Regions from separate parts of the Homo sapiens genome. Here region 2 is linked to region 1. The links are chromatin contacts, found by POLR2A ChIA-PET in ENCODE. All regions are on one chromosome and are shown on one strand. The core of a region is the stretch at or near the end of the contact, and the rest is flanking DNA. Distances in the headings are between cores, read along the strand shown.

What was found. ChIA-PET counts read pairs that join two places held with the same protein, here RNA polymerase II (POLR2A).
Region 2: POLR2A ChIA-PET joins it to region 1 with 16 read pairs in H1. The contact joins two enhancer-like sites. POLR2A ChIA-PET finds 5 or more read pairs at or near these places in 4 of 52 experiments (AG04450, Caco-2, H1 and 1 more).

The regions. Positions count from the first base shown.
Region 1 is chr20:47,240,184-47,245,990 of GRCh38, reverse strand. All of the region lies in intron 14 of ZMYND8 (zinc finger MYND-type containing 8), which reads left to right. Among named protein-coding and RNA genes, the nearest start is that of MIR3616, 76 kb to the right of the region's middle. Within about 2 kb of position 3,335, at least 4 of the 41 ENCODE cell types and tissues checked have a DNase peak (open chromatin) inside an H3K27ac peak, as active enhancers do.
Region 2 is chr20:47,564,536-47,570,342 of GRCh38, reverse strand. The region is part of intron 1 of NCOA3 (nuclear receptor coactivator 3); the gene reads right to left. Among named protein-coding and RNA genes, the nearest start is that of NCOA3, 66 kb to the right of the region's middle. Within about 2 kb of position 2,187, at least 11 of the 41 ENCODE cell types and tissues checked have a DNase peak (open chromatin) inside an H3K27ac peak, as active enhancers do.

The DNA of each region.
Region 1 (5,807 bases), core at 2,086-4,585:
TTTCCAGTTTTCTTAATTTGGTTTAGAATCCTACCTCGTACACTTACTATCAAAAGTTATGTGACCCTTAAAGAAACAAATCAGAAGTTATGTGACCCTCTAACACACTGAGAGAGAGGCACAGTGAAGCTGTGTTTGGTTTAAGGTTGCCTAGCTAGTCATAGAACAGGACCTGGACTCAAACATGGGCCTGCCTACCTTTAACCTGCTCGGTATCCAGTATGATTGATTTTGAGTACAGAAAGAGAAGTCTGTTAGAAAATGATGGTTACTTTTAGTGACCAAGTCATTTTTAGTCTGAGCAGCTTCTTTTCCAATATGCTCATTTATTTCCCCAAAGTGTTTGTTAACATTTGGATCTTGTCAAATGGTCCTTCAGTGCTGCATTCCACAGACATCTCATTCTCTTTTGACAAGTCTCAAACGGTTAGGAGTGTTCATTTCAAGCTGGGCATGGTGGCTCACGCCTGTAATCCCAGCACTTGGGGAGGCCGAGGCGGGTGGATCATTTGAGGTCAGGAGTTCAAAACCAGCTTGACCTACATAGTGAAACCCTGTCTCTACTAAAATACAAAAATTAGCGGGGCGTGGTAGCAGGCGCCTGTAATCCCAGCTACTCGTGAGGCGGAGGCAGGATAATCGCTTGAACCCAGGAGGCGGAGGTTGCAGTGAGCTGAGATTGCGCCACTGCACTCCAGTGTGGGTGGCAGAGCAAGACTCCCTCTCTAAAAAAAAAGCAGTGTTCATTTCAAAGGTTTTGATGATTTCAGCTTTGCTTTCCTCCCCTCATGCCACCTAGGCATCTCCAAGTGTATTTTCTTACAGTAGTAGGACAGTATTTGGGTGATTGGTGCCAGAATACTGAGTGCTTCTTAGGGCACTAGAAAATGGAGTATGGTGGATATGTGTATTGGCTTTTTTGGGGAGGGGGGGCGGACAGAATTTGGCTCTTGTCGCCCAGGCTGGAGTACAATGGTACAATCTCGGCTGACTGCAACCTCCGCCTCCCGGGTTCAAGTGATTCTCCTCCCTCAGCCTCCCAAGTAACTGGGATTACAGGCACCTGCCACCACGCCTGGCTAATTTTTGTATTTTTAGTAGAAACAGGGTTTCACCATGTTGGCCAGGCTGGTCTCAAACTCCTGACCTCAGGTGAGCCACCCAGCTCGGCCTCCTAAAGTGCTGGGATTACAGGCATGAGCTACTGCGTCTGGCCTTACTGGCTTTTAATCTTATTTGCATTTAACTTAGCTCAGAGTTTCACAACCTTGCACTTCTGACAGTTTGCCCTGGCTAATTCTTAGTCCTGTGTATTGGAGGATGTTTTCCAGCATCCCTGGCCTCTACCAGCCAGATGGCAACCTTACTTGCTCAGTTGTGGCAGTCACAAATGTGGCAATCAAATATTGCCAAATATCCCCTGAGTCTCAGAGGCTACGGTTATATTCTGAACCAGCAGTGACTACCCCACAGCCTAGTGCAGCCTGGGCATGTTAACAAGCCCAACAAAAGGGGTGTGGGAATGATTGGAAGGATGTCCTTCCCACTGACAAAGTATTCAGCACATTTTTGAGTTGGCTTGGCAATTAGGTTAGAGGATTCAACATGCTCAATAAAGATACTGAAGAATTAACTAAGGGCCCAGAAGAAACATTGCCCCAGGACAAATTACAGGTTGTAGCCATAAAACCTTATGTATGTGGCGAGTGACTTAAGGGATAGCCAGGTTTAAATCTTGACTGTGCCTAACTTCTATCAGGAGCTAACTTGTCAATGAAACCCTTGAATAAGATGTAACTCCATGTCCTTTGGGGTTTCCATTGTCTGGTGGCTTAAAGCAAGTCAGGGATGGGCCTTGAGAATCTTTCTGCTGTGGTTATGGTCAACCTGGGCTGCTCTGGAACCTCAGCTGTCAGAGTGAGAGAGGATTCCTGCAGTTCAGCTAAAGAGAATGTCTGTGAGAGGTACAGTGGAGGAAGAGAGAGATACAGTTACATAAGGGAGGGAGGATAGGCCATCAAACCATCCCGACCCATCTGTTAGATTTATAGATGGCCTCTGAAAAATATGAGTATGTTATGGATTGGGTTTTGAGAGACTGTCTCTGTTGTTGCAGAGAACAATAGGAGTAGCATTTATTTCATGAGGATCGTAGGAATATTTGGGTGCAGATGGCAGTGCTCCTATGAGTGACATATTTATACTGTTCTTTCTTTCTGGAACAGATCTTTTGATTGATTGGTTTTGTGCCCCTACCTCTTCCAGAAAGAATTTGCAACAGATTGACAAGGATACATAACCATATGAAACAAGATGAAAATAAAGACATCCATGTAAAAGGAAAATGAAGGTAGAATAGCAAGTGGTCTGGGGAAAGGTTTTATACAGAAATCTGTACTATTTCAATCTTCAGAGTTAGGGAAGTTGGCTCTGAAAGCAGAATGGGAAACACAGTACCTTAGAAGATCTCATACTTTCCAAAAAAACAAAAAACCATTCTAGTTGATTAAAAGAAGTAGAACTTTTCCTCACATTGATGTCTGAAGGGAATTTCTCCAGGAAGCTTTAGTAGATGGTGGACAATTAAGCTGAAGATGATTCTAAAACACAGTTCAGTTAGAGCAGCTTCCTAAGGCTTGGGGCAAAACCAATTGATCTTAAATTCAGAGCTGATGGTGGTTTGGGTCTTGAAAAATTCTCGTGTCAGACTCCGCTAGAGAGCATCTTTTCAATGATGTGTTTTCACTTAAGAGTTTAGTAAGTGAAGGGCATTTTGGATTGCGCTGTTGTGACCTCCAGCTTACCTTCCACTAGGGATGCAGCTTATGGGTAGAATATGAATCTTCAGATGGCAAAACAGCTTTTATAGCTAATAACCTCAGAACAGAAGCAAAGAGAGCACACTTAGACTCTTCGCTGTGCTTTCACTGGCACATCAGTAATTTCCATCCTTCTACAAAGGGGATGCTAATTTTTCTCTTAAAAAGTCCTTGCTTTATAAATGAAAAACAGTGACCAGTGACAAATTCAGGAATTAAGTAGGTTAATTTGATAGGGCAGCTTCTCAGGTGCTGACCCTTTAAAAAAAAATTCACCCTTTTTTTCCCGCTACAGGTGATTGATTATGTACTCCAGATTTCTGGGACAAATGAAATTTCCTGTAGCCTCATTTTGTCTCCATAAACCATCAGGATTCCTGGAAATTTAAATATTTTGATATCTAAATAACTTCAAACAATTTTGAGCCTGGAATCTTATCGGATTGTATACTCTAGTTCTTTATTTGGCAGAGAGCCAGCTGTGATCACTGCAGAGCAGTAACCCCTCCGCCCTGCTGGCTGTTTGCTTTTGCAAATCAGGAGAGAGAAAACGACCATTTTGCGGTTGCCCTTACGGTGGGGAGACAGGCTAGCTCATCAACAATAACAGTATATTTTTTGGTAATGTGGCAGGAAAGGAAGGCATTGAAGGCACTTACGTGGGTTAGAAGCTCTGCTAAGGCACTGCCCCCTGCCCTCCTCTTAGAAGGGCCCAGTTCAACACCTCATCTCCACCTGGAAGAGGCGGGGACTGTGCCCCATATCTGGCAGGTGGCCCTGGAAGCATCGGAGTTCTTCACTGCAGGAAGCTCTCCTTCCAGACCCACCCCAGGCTCTTGCTGACCAGCTTGGCTGGATTCTCCTCTCTGGGGAAGTACAAGGGCCAGCAACATCTCGATAACCATCGAGAACGCCCTCTGAAGTCGGGATAGTCAGCTTGTCTCTTTCCCTCCTTGGCTTCTTAAAACCCACAGCTTACTGAATGAAAATCCTTGCTGGAGTAATCAGGCTCATGTCTTTTTCTGGGTAATACTGATCTTAAAAAGACAGACATAGGCCGGGCGCAGCGGCTCACGCCTGTAATCCCAGCACTTTGGGAGGCCGAGGCGGGTGGATCACAAGGTCAGGAGATTGAGACCATCCTGGCTAACACAGTGAAACCCCGCCTCTACTGAGAATACAAAAAATGAGCTGGGCATGGTGGCGGGCACCTGTAGTCCCAGCTACTCGGGAGGCTAAGGCAGGAGAATGGTGTGAACCCAGGAGGCGGAGCTTGCAGTGAGCCGAGATCGCGCCACTGCACTCCAGCCTGGGTGACAGAGCAAGACTCCATCTCAAAAAAAAAAAAAAAAGAAAAGAAAAAGAGGCAGACATAATCCTTATTTAAAGGAGTTTGATGTCAGGGAGCATAGTCCAAGATCGGGGTGCTGGCTTGTACCTGGGTGTGGTGTGTGTTCCCCAGATATCCTCTCTGGGGCATAGGCTCACCTTACCGGGGGCTGAGGCCTGTGCATCCATAACTGAGCCACCTTTACAAATGAGCTCCCGTGTGGTCATCGCCTCTACGTGCTGCTCAGTGCTTCTGGCTCTAACCTCCCTTCCAGCCCCTCCTCCCTGCCTGCCCTCACTTACTCAAATGCTCTGTATTCCTAGACATATCTTGGCTGATGCTGTTCCCTCCAGATTCTCACTTTCCGCCTGTTGAAATCCTACCCTTTATTCCCCACCAGCCCAGCTCCTCCAAGATGACATACTCCATATGGCAGCGTTTTTCAAACTTGAGTCATTCACATTCATTGTCTTTCCCGTTCTCAAGTCCTGCTTGTATAATTTTTGACTTTTTTTATTTAAAGAATCTTTTTTTTTTTTTTTTTTTTGAGACGGAGTCTCGCCCTGTCACCCAGGCTGGAGTGCAATGGGGCGATTTCGGCTCACTGCAACCTCTGCCTCATGGGTTCAAGCGATTCTCCTGCCTCAGCCTCCCAAGTAGCTGGGATTATAGGCACACACCACCATGCCCGGCTAATTTTTTGTATCTTTAGTAGAGATGGGGTTTCACCATGTTGGCCAGACTGGTTTCGAACTCCTGACTTCGTGATCTGCCCGCCTCGGCCTCCCAAAGTGCTGGGATTACAGGCGTGAGCCACTGCACCCGGCCAAGAATCTCATTCTTTAAAAATAAAATTAAGCTCATTTAAAGCGGGACACAGTAGCACGTCCCGTGTAGTCCCAGCTATTCGGGAGGCTGAAGTGGCTTGCTTGAGCCCAGCCGGGGTGATATAGCAAAACTCTATCTCTTTAAAACATAAAATAAAATAGGCCGGGCACGTTGGCTCACGCCTGTAATTCCAGCACTTTAGGAGGCCAAGGCGGATGGATCATGAGGTCAGGAGTTCAAGACCAGCCTGGGCAAGATGGCGAAACCCCGTCTCTGCTGAAAATAAAAAAAATTAGCTGGGTGCGGTGGCAGGCGCCTGTAATCCCACGTAGTCGGGAGGCTGAGGCAGGAGAATCGCTTGAACTCAGAGGGCGGAGGTTGCAGTGAGCCAAGTTTGTGCCACTGCACTCCACCCTGGGTGACAGAGTGAGAATCCATCTCAATAAATAAATAAAATAAACTCATTTTATTTACTTTTCATTTATTATTATTATTATTTTGAGACGGAGTCTCACCCTGTCACCCAGGCTGGAGTGCAATGGCATGGTCTCGGCTCCCTGCAACCTCCACGTCCCGGGTTCAAGCGATTCTTCTGCCTCAGCCTCTTGAGTAGCTGGGACTACAGGCGCCTGCCACCGCACCCGGCTATTTTTGTATTTTCGGTAGAGACGGGGTTTCACTATGTTGGCCAGGCTGCTCTTGAACTCCTGACCACAAGTGATCCGCCCACCTCAGCCTCCTAAAGTGTTGGGATTACAGGCGTGAGCCACTGCGCCCGGCCTATTAGTAATATTTTTTGAGACGGAGTCTCACTCACTCTTTCTCACAGA
Region 2 (5,807 bases), core at 938-3,437, 330 kb before region 1:
CAGCTTCCTGAGGAGCTGGGACTACAGGCATGTGCCACCACACCTGGCTAATTTTTGTATTTTTTGTAGAGATGGGGTTTCACCATGTTGCCCAGGCTAGTCTCAAAGTCCTGGGCTCAAGCAATCCGCCTGCTGGGATTACAGGTGTGAGCCACCACACCCAGCCTTAAGGAGTTGCTTCTTATAGATGACCAAATAAAGTGGTTTCATGAGATGGCATCTACCCCAGTGAAGATTCTGTGAACATTGTCGAAATCATAAAAAAAGACTTAGAATATCACATAAACATAGTTCTTAAAGGAGCCGCAGGGTTTTTTTTTTGTTGTTTTTTTTGAGACGGAGTCTCACTCTGTCAACCAGGCTGGAGCGCAGTGGCGTGATCTCAGCTCACTGCAACCTCTGCCTCCCGGGTTCGTGCCATTCTCCTGCCTCAGCCTCCCGAGTAGCTGGGACTACAGGCACCCGCCGCCACGTCCAGCTAATTTTTTGTATTTTTAGTAGAGACGGGGTTTCACCGTGTTAGCCAGGATGGTCTTGATCTCCTGACCTTGTGATCCGCCCTCCTCGGCCTCCCAAAGTGCTGAGATTACAGGCGTGAGCCACTGCGCCCAGCCATGAGCAGCAGGGTTTTGAGAGGATTGACTTTTGTTGTTGCTGTTGTTGAGACAGGGTCTCTCCGTCACCCAGGCTGGAGTGCAGTGGCACAATCTCAGCTCGCTACAACCTCCGCCTCCCGAGTTCAAGCAATTCTTGTGCCTCAGCCTCCCAAGTAGCTGGGATTACAGGCGCCTCCACCATGTCTGGCTCATTTTTGTATTTTTAATAGAGACAGGCAGGGTTTCACCATGTTAGCCAGGCTGGTCTCAAATTCCTGACCTCAGGTGATTCACCCACCTCAGCCTCCCCAAGTGCTGGGATTACAGGCATGAGCCACCGCATCCAGCCTTTAAAAAAACAAAATTATTTATTTTTTATTGGGGGACGGTATGGGGTGGGGAGATAGGGTCTGGCTCTGTTGCCCAGGCTGGAGTGCAGAGGCACAATCTTGGCTCACTGCAACATCTGCCTCCCAGGCCCAAGCAGTCCTCCCACCTCAGCCTCCCGAGTAGCTGGGACTACAGGCGCATGCCACCATGCCCAGCTAATTTTTGTAATATTTTATAGAGATGGGGTCTTGCTATGTTGCCCAGCTTGGTCTCAAACTCGTGGGCTCAAGTGATCCTGGTCTTGAACTCCTGGGCTCAAGTGATCCTCCTGCCTCAGCATGAGAGGCTGTGGCAGAAGAACTGCTTGAACCCGGAAGGCAGAGGTTATAGTTAGCTGTGATCACACCCTGCACTCCAGCCTGGGCAACAGAGCAAAACTCTGCCTCAAAAAAAAAAAAAACTGTTTTAATTTGTCCCAGCCACCCCAGCCTTCATTAACCACCACCCTGATCAGTCAGCATCCATCAATACTGAGGCAAGACCTTCACCCAGCAAGATTTACAGCTTACTAAATGTTAAGATGATCAATCAGCATTTTTTAGCAATAATTTTTTTTTTTTTGAGACAGAGTCTGGCTCTGTCACCGAAGCTGGAGTGTGGTGGCACAATATTGGCTCACTGCAGCTTCTGCCTCCCAGGTTCAAGTGATCCTCCCACCTCAGCCTCCCAAATGGCTGGGATTACCGGCACACACCACCACCACGCCTGGTTAATTCTTACATCGTTTTGGTAGAGATGGAATCTTGCCATGTTGCCCACGCTGGTCTCATGGAGCTAAAGGGATCCACCTGCCTTAGCTTCCCCAAGTGCTGGGATGGAGCTACCCACCAGGCCACAATAAAGTATTTTTTTAATTAAGGTATATACATTGTTTCTTTAGACATAATGCTACTGCACACTTAACAGAATGGAGTGTAAACATAACTTTTTATCTACTGGGAAACCAAAAAATTAGTGACTCATTTTATCACAATATTCATTTTATCACAATGGTCTGAGGTATGCCTGTATTTTTTTTTCTTCTACCATGTGAACTATTCCAAAGATAACAGAAAAAAAGTACAGACTTACAGTAGCTGCCTAGCTTCTTGCCACGGTCTGGCACAACGGAAGTGCCATCATTCCTCCCTGGTTTTATTCAAGTACCCAATGCATTCCTCACTTGTCAAGGAAAGTAAACTCAACTGGAGCCACAGCAGCTTGTTGCCTGGTCTTCTTCCAGGACCAATGCAGCTTCTGTGCCAAAAATAGAACTTGAAAGGAAATACTGACTATAAAACAAAAGCAAACAAAATAGTGGCCTGTATGTCTTCTTGCTCTGCCAGAGTTGTTTTTAACAAAAGACTTAAAAGCCACCAGGTATGGTGGCTCATGACTGTAATCCCAATCCTTTGTGAGGCTGGAGGAACACTTGAGGACAGGAGTTCAAGACCAGCCTGGGCAACACAGAAAGACCCCATCTCTACAAAAAGAAAGTAAAATAATTGGCCTGGCACGGTGGCTCACACCTGTAATCCCAGCACTTTGGGAGGCCAAGGTGGGTGGATCACCTGAGGTCAGGAGTTGGAGACCAGCCTGGCCAACATGGTGAAACCCCGTCTCTACTAAAAATACAAAATATTGGCCGGGCACGGTAGCATGTACCTGTAATCCCAGCTACTTGTGAGGCTGAGGCAAGAGAATCACTTGAACCCAGGAGGCAGAGGTTGCAGTGAGCCAAGATCATGCCACTGCACTCCAGTCTGGGCAACAACAATGAAACTCAGTCTCAAAAAAGAAAGAAAAGAATTAGCCAGGTGTGATGACATGAACCTTTACTCCCAACTACTTGGGAGGTTGAGGTGAGAGGATCACTTGAGCCCAGGAGTTCGAGGTTGAGTGAGCTGTGATTGCACCACTGCACTGCACTCTAGCCTGGGCCAATAGTATAACATCCTAGCTCTTTAAAAAAAAAAAAGAAAGAAAGAAAAGTACTCAAATATTTTATGTTACATCAAACAAAACAAAGTACAACCGAGTGCAGTGGCTCACACCTGTAATCCTAGCACTTTGGGAGGCCGAGGCGGGGGGATCACAAGGTCAAGAGATCAAGACCATCCTGACCAACATGGCGAAACTCCATCTCTACTAAAAATACAAAAATTAGCTGGGTGTGGTGGTGCACACCTGTAGTCCCAGCTACTCGGGAGGCTGAGGCAGGAGAATCGCTTGAACCCAGGAGGCAGAGGTTGCAGTGAGCTAAGATCACATCACTGCACTCCAGCCTGGTGACAGAGCAAGACTCCGTCTCAAAATACATACATACATACATACATACATACATACATACATACATACATACATAGTACTATACCATGTAAACTGTTAGTACTAATAGTACTTTTTTAAATTTCTTCTTTTTCTTTTTTGACAGTCTTGCTATGTTGCCCAGGCTGGCTTCCAACTCCTGGGCTCAAGCAATCTTCCTGCCTCAGTCTCCCAAGTACTCAGGACTACAGGTACACGCCACTCTACCCAGCTATGCTTACTCTTTAAAAAGCACATTAGGGCTAGGCGCAGTGGCTCATGCCTGTAATCTCAACACTGTGGGTGGCCAAGGTGGGTTAACTGCATGAGCTCAGGATTTCAAGACCAGCCTGGGCACACGGCAAAACCTGTCTCTGCAAAAAATACAAAAATTAGCTGGGCATGGTAGCACGTGCCTGTGGTCCCAGCTATTCTGGAGGCTGAGGTGAAAGGATCGCTTGAGCCCAGGAGGTTGAGGGTGCGGTGAGCTGAAATGGCACCACTGCACTCCAGCCTGGGAGACAGAGCAAGACCCTATCTCAAAAATAAATAAATAAGGTGATATAGATAAGGGGGAAGAAGAGGGAGAAGAAAGTAATTTCAGGTCTGGGAAGGGCTCTCCTAAGATACAACATTTAATCCAAGAGCTAAAAGGAACCAACCACACGACTGTTCCAGACAGATAGCGCTATATAATGGTGGATTTCATTATTCATGTTAATTATAGTTAATCAATTAACTATTTTATTATCATTATGTCCAATAGCCCCAAGCTTCTTCCAAATTCCAGCTTGGGACTCACACTGTAGACCAATGAGAACTGGGAACAAAAAGGGAGGGGTGGGAGAAGTCAGCCACAGTGGCTCACGCCTGTAATCCTAGCACTTTGGGAGGCCGAGGCAGGTGGATCACTTGAGGTCTGGAGTTCGAGACCAGCCTGGCCAACATGATGAAAGCCCATCTCTACTGAAAATACAAAAATTAGCCAGAAATCGCTTGAACCCGGGAGGCAGAGGTTGCAGTGAGCCAAGATCGTGCGACTGCACTCCAGCCTGGGCAACAGAGAGAAACTCAGCATCAAATAAAAAAAAATTTTTAAATGGTGGGAGAGGGAATGACATGCTTCATTTTTAAACTTAGGTTTAATGGTGTCAATGAAAGAACCATACAAAGCTAGTATACAACATCACTTTTAGGAAGTATAAGAAGTTAGTGGATGGTCATGGGAGTATTATCAAAAATAATGCTTGTTCCAATGGATCTGGAAGGAGGAAAAAAAGATTCAAATCCCAGCTGTCCTAATTACTAGCTATGTTACCCCACCTCCCTCCTCAGTTTCTTCCTTTTTTGGAACAGGGTTTCAGTCTGTCACCCAGGCTGAGGCTGGAGTGCAGTGGCATGACCAGAGCTCAAGGCAACCTCTGCCTCCCAGGGTGAAGTGATCCTCCTGCCTCAGCTTTCCAAGTAGCTGGGACTACAGGTGCATGACACTATGCCCAGCTAATTTTTGTGGTTTTAGTAGAGACAGAGTTTCACCATGTCACCCAGGCTGATCTCCAACTTCCTGGGCTCACGCGATCTGCCCACCTCAGTTTCCCAAAGTGCTGGGATTACAGATGTGAGTCACTGTGCCCAGCCCTGCCCTACCTATCTAAAACAGCAGGGCAGTTACAAAGACTAAATAATCGAGATCCTCCCTACCAGTGACACTGCCTCTGGATAAGGGAAAGCCATGTCTCTGAGAGTAAAAAAAACATACAGCTCAGCCACTCATTAAGAGAGACATCTGGGGCCAGGCACCGTGGCTCATGCCTGTAATCCTAGCACATTGGGAGGCCGAGGCAGGCGTGTGACTTGAGGTCAGGAGTTCAAGACCAGCCTGGCCAACGTGGAGAAACCTCGTCTCTACTAAAAATACAAAATTAGCCAGGCATGGTGGCACATGCCTGTAATCCCAGCTACTCTGGAGGCTGAGGCAGGAGAATTGCTTGAACCCACGAGGCAGAGGTTGCAGTGAGTCGAGATCGTGCCACTGCACTTCAGCCTGGGCAACAAGTGTAAAACTCCTTCTAAAAAAAAAACCACCACCCTATAGTTAAGTAACAGAAAGAAAACATCTCTGGTGTATAAACAAACAAGGAATTAAAGTTTAGGATACATAGGAGCTTTACAAATTAGAAAAGACAATCTACTAAGAAAAACAGACAAGAAAAGACAATCTACTAAGAAAAATGGACTAAGAACCAGAGTAGGCAATTCACAGTAGTACAAATGACCAGCAAACACATGAAAACGTGCACAACCCTTCCAAGCATTCAGGAAATGTAAAATAAAGAAAATGGTATTGTGGCAAAAATTAAAAACTTTAAATGCATATATCCTTTAGACTCAACAAGTCCATGGCTAGAAATACAGCACAAGTACATCAAGATACAAAAGATGTAGATACCAATTGGGGTTTTAACAAAGATGAAAAATATAACAAGGATATTCACTACAATATTCTACCTAAAAAAAAAAAAAAGAGGAGAAATA